Linked DNA regions of Homo sapiens: region 2 is linked to region 1. The links are chromatin contacts, found by Hi-C or POLR2A ChIA-PET in ENCODE. All regions are on one chromosome and are shown on one strand. Each heading gives the region's core, a stretch centred on a gene start or an enhancer-like site at or near the end of the contact. The rest is flanking DNA. Distances are from core to core; before and after follow the strand shown. Region 1 overlaps COLEC12 (collectin subfamily member 12). Region 2 overlaps COLEC12 (collectin subfamily member 12).

What was found. Hi-C counts contacts between places; a loop is a spot of excess contacts on that map. ChIA-PET counts read pairs that join two places held with the same protein, here RNA polymerase II (POLR2A). Pooled maps may share reads with other maps.
Region 2: a map of HepG2 shows a loop between it and region 1 (3-fold over the local background). The contact joins two enhancer-like sites. A Hi-C loop is called at or near these places in 3 of 168 maps with a recorded cell type or tissue (CD14-positive monocyte, HepG2 and dorsolateral prefrontal cortex), 2 of 37 single-sample maps with no recorded cell type and 8 of 50 pooled maps. POLR2A ChIA-PET finds 5 or more read pairs at or near these places in 1 of 52 experiments (MCF 10A).

The regions. Positions count from the first base shown.
Region 1 is chr18:321,437-324,499 of GRCh38, forward strand. It overlaps COLEC12 (collectin subfamily member 12), which reads right to left. Exons shown (of 10, transcript NM_130386.3): 9 at 226-371. Among named protein-coding and RNA genes, the nearest start is that of THOC1, 55 kb to the left of the region's middle. Within about 2 kb of position 1,280, at least 3 of the 41 ENCODE cell types and tissues checked have a DNase peak (open chromatin) inside an H3K27ac peak, as active enhancers do.
Region 2 is chr18:473,615-476,587 of GRCh38, forward strand. All of the region lies in intron 2 of COLEC12 (collectin subfamily member 12), which reads right to left. Among named protein-coding and RNA genes, the nearest start is that of COLEC12, 26 kb to the right of the region's middle. Within about 2 kb of position 1,702, at least 4 of the 41 ENCODE cell types and tissues checked have a DNase peak (open chromatin) inside an H3K27ac peak, as active enhancers do.

The DNA.
Region 1 (3,063 bases), core at 30-2,529:
TACATGTGAGGCACATTTATTAACTTATTTAAATCTTCACAACCTCGTGAAGAAGATGCTATTACTATTTCCCTGAGGTTAATCACCTGCCCAGTTAATAAATGGCATAACCAGGGCTGAAACCTAATTGCAGTGCCTGCATTCAGGGCCCTTGTACTCACCACCCCTCACCCTTTCATAGGACATAAGCTGGCAGCTCCCTCTTAAATCCCATCTACTGCTCACCTGTCTCCCTGTCTTTTTCGCAAATGAAGTTATTGACGTCTTCACATTGGAAATCGTTCCACTGCCCAGCATAAATCAACCCAGCACAGTCTTCTCCTGGCCCATGGCCATGACCCCAGTTATCCGGCTGTCCAGCTTTCCAATTTCTTTTAGCAAAACAGAAATTGAATGTTATTTGCACAGTAATGCAGAGCTTTTCTTTACTCAAGAGCAGCAGAGAATATAAAAAAACAAAATTGAAGCATGTCATTTATCCTGGAATGAAAATGCAGTTTAAAAATCAGTACATGCTCTTATTCAGAGAAAGGAGCAGCTGTTTTGCAGAGTAATGCATAATGCGGCATCTCCCTGCGCGCTTGTGATCTTTGCTACCATGAACCAAACTCACTAGGCTGGTTCATCAGAATGCAGAGGGAGCGAATCTTGCTTTGGGACAGTTAGATGAATAACTTTCTAATGTGTACTGGAATGCTGACTTCTGGGCATGAGTGTATATATGTGTGTGAATATCTATTCATTATGAGGACATGATACACACACACACACACACACACGCACACATGATCTTGTGAGAACCCAGAGGGACCTTGTACATTTCAATATCTTGCCTCTAACAAGTCCAAGAGCCAGGAAGAGAAAGTGAAAGACTTTTGATATACATTTACAAGAACCTACAATTACAAATAACTGGTTATGATTGTCTGGGTGAGTTGTAGAAGGTTGATTGCTTTAGAAAGAAATAGTAACTTAATCTTACTGAAAATGACTCCTACATTTCACTCCCTTTTTTGGGAGAGAGATTCTTAAAAACAAGTTTTCTTTAGGATGAGTTCACATGGGGCTTCTTAACTTGGATGCTGCTGCTCAGAACAGCACCTTGCCATGGATAACAGTTCTTGATTACGTTTCCACGAATAAATCAGGTGTGCTTCCAGACTCACCCCTTGAAGGTTCAATCTTGTCTAAGAAGCAGATTCATGCACAGAAGCTTGTGGCTGCTGCCTGAGAGGACAAGCCTGCCTCATGTGGAGGGTCTGGAAGAACATCTGCAGCGGAGGGTGCTTCCTATAAACAATGACTCATTACCGCACTGGCCACAGGGTGTCCTCGGGTCACCCGAGGAGACAGCCTGTATGGCCCTGTATCTTTGGACAATAACACCCGCAAAACCAGAGGCAGCGGGAAAGGACAGTTGAAGTTTAGTCAAAGGGTGGGGACAGGGTAGAACTGACTCCCCCACACCAAATGTGTATTTTGGGATTTAAAAAAAATGAGTATGAAGGCCGGGCGTAGTGGCTCATGCCTGTAATCCCAGCGTTTTGGGGGGCTGAGGCAGATGGATCACCTGAGGTCAGGAGTTCGAGACCAGCCTGGCCAACATGGCGAAACCCTGTCTCTACTAAAAATACAAAAATTAGCTGGGCATGGTGGCAGGCACCTGTAGTCCCAGCTACTTGGGAGGCTGAAGCAGGAGAATTGCTTGAATCCAGGAGGTGGAGGTTTGCAGTGAGCCAAGATCATGCCACTGCACTCCAGCCTGGGTGACAGAGCGAGGCTCCATCTCAAAAATACATATATATATATACATTGAGTGGCCTCAATTAAATAAACCTAGTGATGAAAGAGAATTCAGAGGAAACCATCGATTGGTGAGAGTAAAAATGGGATGCTACTTAGAAGGGAGAGTTAGAAAATAGTCTCACTCACTCACTCACACCAGGCATCCATAGCACTCCTGCTATGAGCCAGGTATCATCTGGGTGATGGCAACATAGCAGTGCAGAGAAGAGACAAAGTCCCAACTCTTACAGCTTACATAACAGATGAGTCACAATGAGTTCAAAATCTCAGCCTGTGACAATCTCAGCCTGACGCCAGATAGAGATGAAGTTGGAAAGAAAAGTAGTTTACTTTCACATTTGGTTTTTTGTGTAACTCTTTTCACCTTGTGAGATTCTTCTGGAGATGTCAACAATGCCTGAGCAGTTTAATCTTGTGGACATACATTTCGTTCATTTCTGCCAGTAATATGGGGGGTTTGATTCCATTTTTGTTTATAAAATTTGAGATCTATGATTCCTGAATGTATAATGATAGGATATTTGATATTCTTGACTTCTCAGTTAATTGGGAAATTATATAAATATGACTTCTTTGGGCTTAGAAGTCCTGCTTAATATTTTCCCCTTGCGTTTCCTTTTAAGTCATTTTAAGTTAAATAAATAAAAAGGATGTATCAACCAGGCAGAGAAATAACTGAGTGATAAGAAAGGAGATAATCTTTATCGCCTTTCTCCATTTGTTTTTCCAGGTCACTGGAATTCTTCACATACAGTACTCAAGGCTTTCCTTAGGACTAAAAGCAGAATGCAGTTCTGTGGCCATAAGCGGAGGTGACTGCAGTAGGCCAGAATGGGTGGAAAGTGGGTAGCCTGAAGCCAGACTGAAGGGACAATTTATTCTGTGGGCTGACCACCCAGAGTCTCAAAGCATCTCTTTGGCAAAGCTAAAATCACATGGAGTGATTTGTGGCAAAACCCCTCAGTCTGCATGTTTATAATAATATAGAACGTAACGTGTCAAATAAGCAAAATGTATATATTTTGGAGAAGAATGTCAGCTTAAATAGTGCTTAACCTCATTCACAGGTAGATTCTGGCAAGATGAATGGCTGAAGTCTGGGGCTCAAAGCCCTGAATTCTACATTATCATACACATGTCACAGAAGTGAGCGGTAGCAGCACATACATATACTTGGACATCACACTCTGAAAACACCAGGAATCTTGGAAATGCTTGGACTGATTGCTCCAGTAAGCTGGAAACACACACACACAC
Region 2 (2,973 bases), core at 452-2,951, 150 kb after region 1:
GGCCTCCCAAAGTGCTGGGATTACAGGCGTAAGCCACAGCGCCCGGCCTCAACTCATATCTTTTAAGAAACGTTTCAGAGTCTGTCTGTCTTAAGTTGCTTGCAGTTGCTACCAAAAGGGAAACTCTTTCCCACTCTACCCCTCAACAACAAACACTGGAAACAACCTAAATGTCTTCATGCTGTCTTAACCAAAACAGAGCTGAGTAGATTTTTTTTTTCTTTAACTTTTCCAAAAATAAAAACAAACCACATTCAGTTTCAACCCAATTGTTGGAAAAACAAATTATCCCACCCTTCTCCTTCCCACAGCCCTACCAGGATTCATAAGTGAATGAAAACCAGAGAGAGTGGGGAGGAGGAGTTATACTTTAAATGGTGGAAAATTCAGGGCTCCAGTGTTCAATATGACACATATTATGAAATTGTGAAATATAAGACCATATCAACAGCTGCTGATTTAGTGCAGGATCATTTATGATGACTTGCTTTTCCATTAAAAATTTTGGGATGCTGGAGTATGGCCGTGTCTGTGAGCTTCCCAGTCACAAGTAGAGCAGAAAGAACACTGAGGCCTGAAATCAGGCTTAACTCCAACATTGGCCATGCTACCAACCTTGGGAGCTTTGGCTCTCACCTGTAAACCACATATAATTCCCACCTCAAAGGGTTTCTGGGGGAATTCAATGAACTAATGGGTGGGAAATCACCTGGCACATAATAGATATCCACGAAGGAGCGTTTAATGGTTTCTTTCACACGACTTTCTCTTCACATGGTTTAAAACAGATCATAATCACATGGAATGTGGTGTTGAATCTTTTTTTTACTGATGGGCAGGAAAGACAAGGCAAGGAGGGTCTGACCTAACCAGTGAGAAGTCCTCTTGGCAGGAAGAAGGGAAACCTAGGTGCATGGTGTTGCCAAAGGAGCCTGTGGTTATCATGTATGGTGATAAAGATTATGAAATCTCCTCAGTTTATATAAAAAGCAGTGACAGCCAAGGAACTCCCTTTCTCGGCGTTTAGGAGCTCCACCTGCCTGCCTGGAAGCAGAGGATACAGGGGCCAGATAAAGAGCTACTCTGTGACTCCCCTTCCAGCTCTGTCAGCCTGAGAATCTCTTTTGCACTGAGTTCCTCACATGCCATTTTGACACCGAATTCTTATTAAATCAGAGGCCAGGGGTGGTGGCTACGCCTGTAATCCCTGCAGTTTTGGAGGCCAAGGCAGGCGGATCACCCAAGGTCAGGAGTTCAAGACCAGCCTGGCCAACAGGATAAAACCCCGTCTCTACTAAAAATACAAAAAAGTTAGCTGGGCTCGGTGGCGGCGCCTGTAGTCCCAGCTACTCAGGAGGCTGAGGCAGGAGAATCACTTGAACCCGGGAGGCGGAGGTTGCAGTGAGCCGAGATCGCGCCACTGCACTCCAGCCTGGGCGACAAGAGCTAAACTCCGTCTCAAAAATAAATAAATAAATAAATTCAGAAATACCAACTCAATTAGGATTTGTAAAACCACATAAATGAAACTCTCCCCTTAACTTGATGCAAATGGTTTTGGACATTTCAAAGAAACCCCACCAGGAGCACCGAGTTCCACTGTTCCCTTGCCCTTCACCTTCCTCCCAGTGTCAGTCCTGTGCCTCACTTAGAAATGTTTGGAAAAGGTGCCTCTGGAAGGACAGCCTCTCACTGTGCTTACTCAGTCGTTCCCCACAGGAAATGATGGAAATTCCTGGCATTCCCATCAGGGAATGGGTCAGCTTTCTGCAGGGCTGCGGTGAGAGGGATGCCTGGAGCCCTCCTTGTTGTCGGAGATAGATGGCTTCAAATCAACACCTTGTCCAAATTAGAAGATGAAGCCAGGCTTCCAGGAAGAGTCCCAGCAGAGGGGAGACAGGCAGCCTGCCCCGTAAAAGCCCAGCAACAAGAAGTAGAGGCATCCAAGTGTTTATCTTGAGCAGCTTCCCAAAGAGAGTTTGGCATCCTCTTGGTAAACTCTTCCAATCTCTTGGCATTAAAAGCAGACACTCGCCATGTGCCTCAGAAAGAACCTTCCTTTCTGGCTATACGGTTAAGCATATCCGTGCTGTGATTTTTCAGAAGCCTCAGTAGTCCTCTATGCTTTTAGACATTAGTTTCTCTAAACCTCTTGGCAAGAAACAGCTCAATAATTTAACTGGAGCCATGAATTTAAAGTTCCATGTGTTTATCTCTTTGGAGGCTGGGTTTGGAAGGAGGGAACGGTGATGGCAAGGCATGAGGCAGGGGCACTGAGAGGCAGGGCTGGGTTCCCTTCAACACAGATTTCTCAGGCTGCTTCGACATGCTCGGCACCGTGTGGGCCAAACTGTTAAAAATATACTTGCTAATCTGCAACTATTTTTTGAGGAAAGAAAGGGGAAAGTTAAAGCCTGGCTTGTTTGAAGCTATAGCTATAGAGAGACCTGTGAAGTTGTGGATAAACAAAACTATTCAAGGACATGCTTCAAAGAACACACTTACTGATCTCAGAGGAAAAGACATCTGATACCCCGTTTTGGACTGTAACCCCTAAATAATTTTTCAGCAATCCCCTTAGAACTCTCCCACTTAGTTTTTACCAAAAAAAGAAACTTGAATCTACTCCATAGAGAATGCTTCCTTTTACTTTCTTGTTACTGTTTCACAGTTTGCCATTATTCAGATCTTTTACTCTCATAGCTATTAATAATTCCTATGCCTGAGCCCCAAAGAAGCAATTCTGTCAAAGCTTTGTTTGTCAAATACAAACAACAAATGTTCCCAGCTGCCCACAGTTGCTCACTGGAAACCCTTAACTCCACCCGTGATTTTCACAGGCTGAACCATGTATCTCTTGCTTCTCCATCATCCTAACTTTGGACGTCTATTATCATACCGGATCAGATTCCAAAAATAACAGAAGAGAACCCATTGCGACCAATCAATGAAACAAAGTCAGTCTAGCGCCCC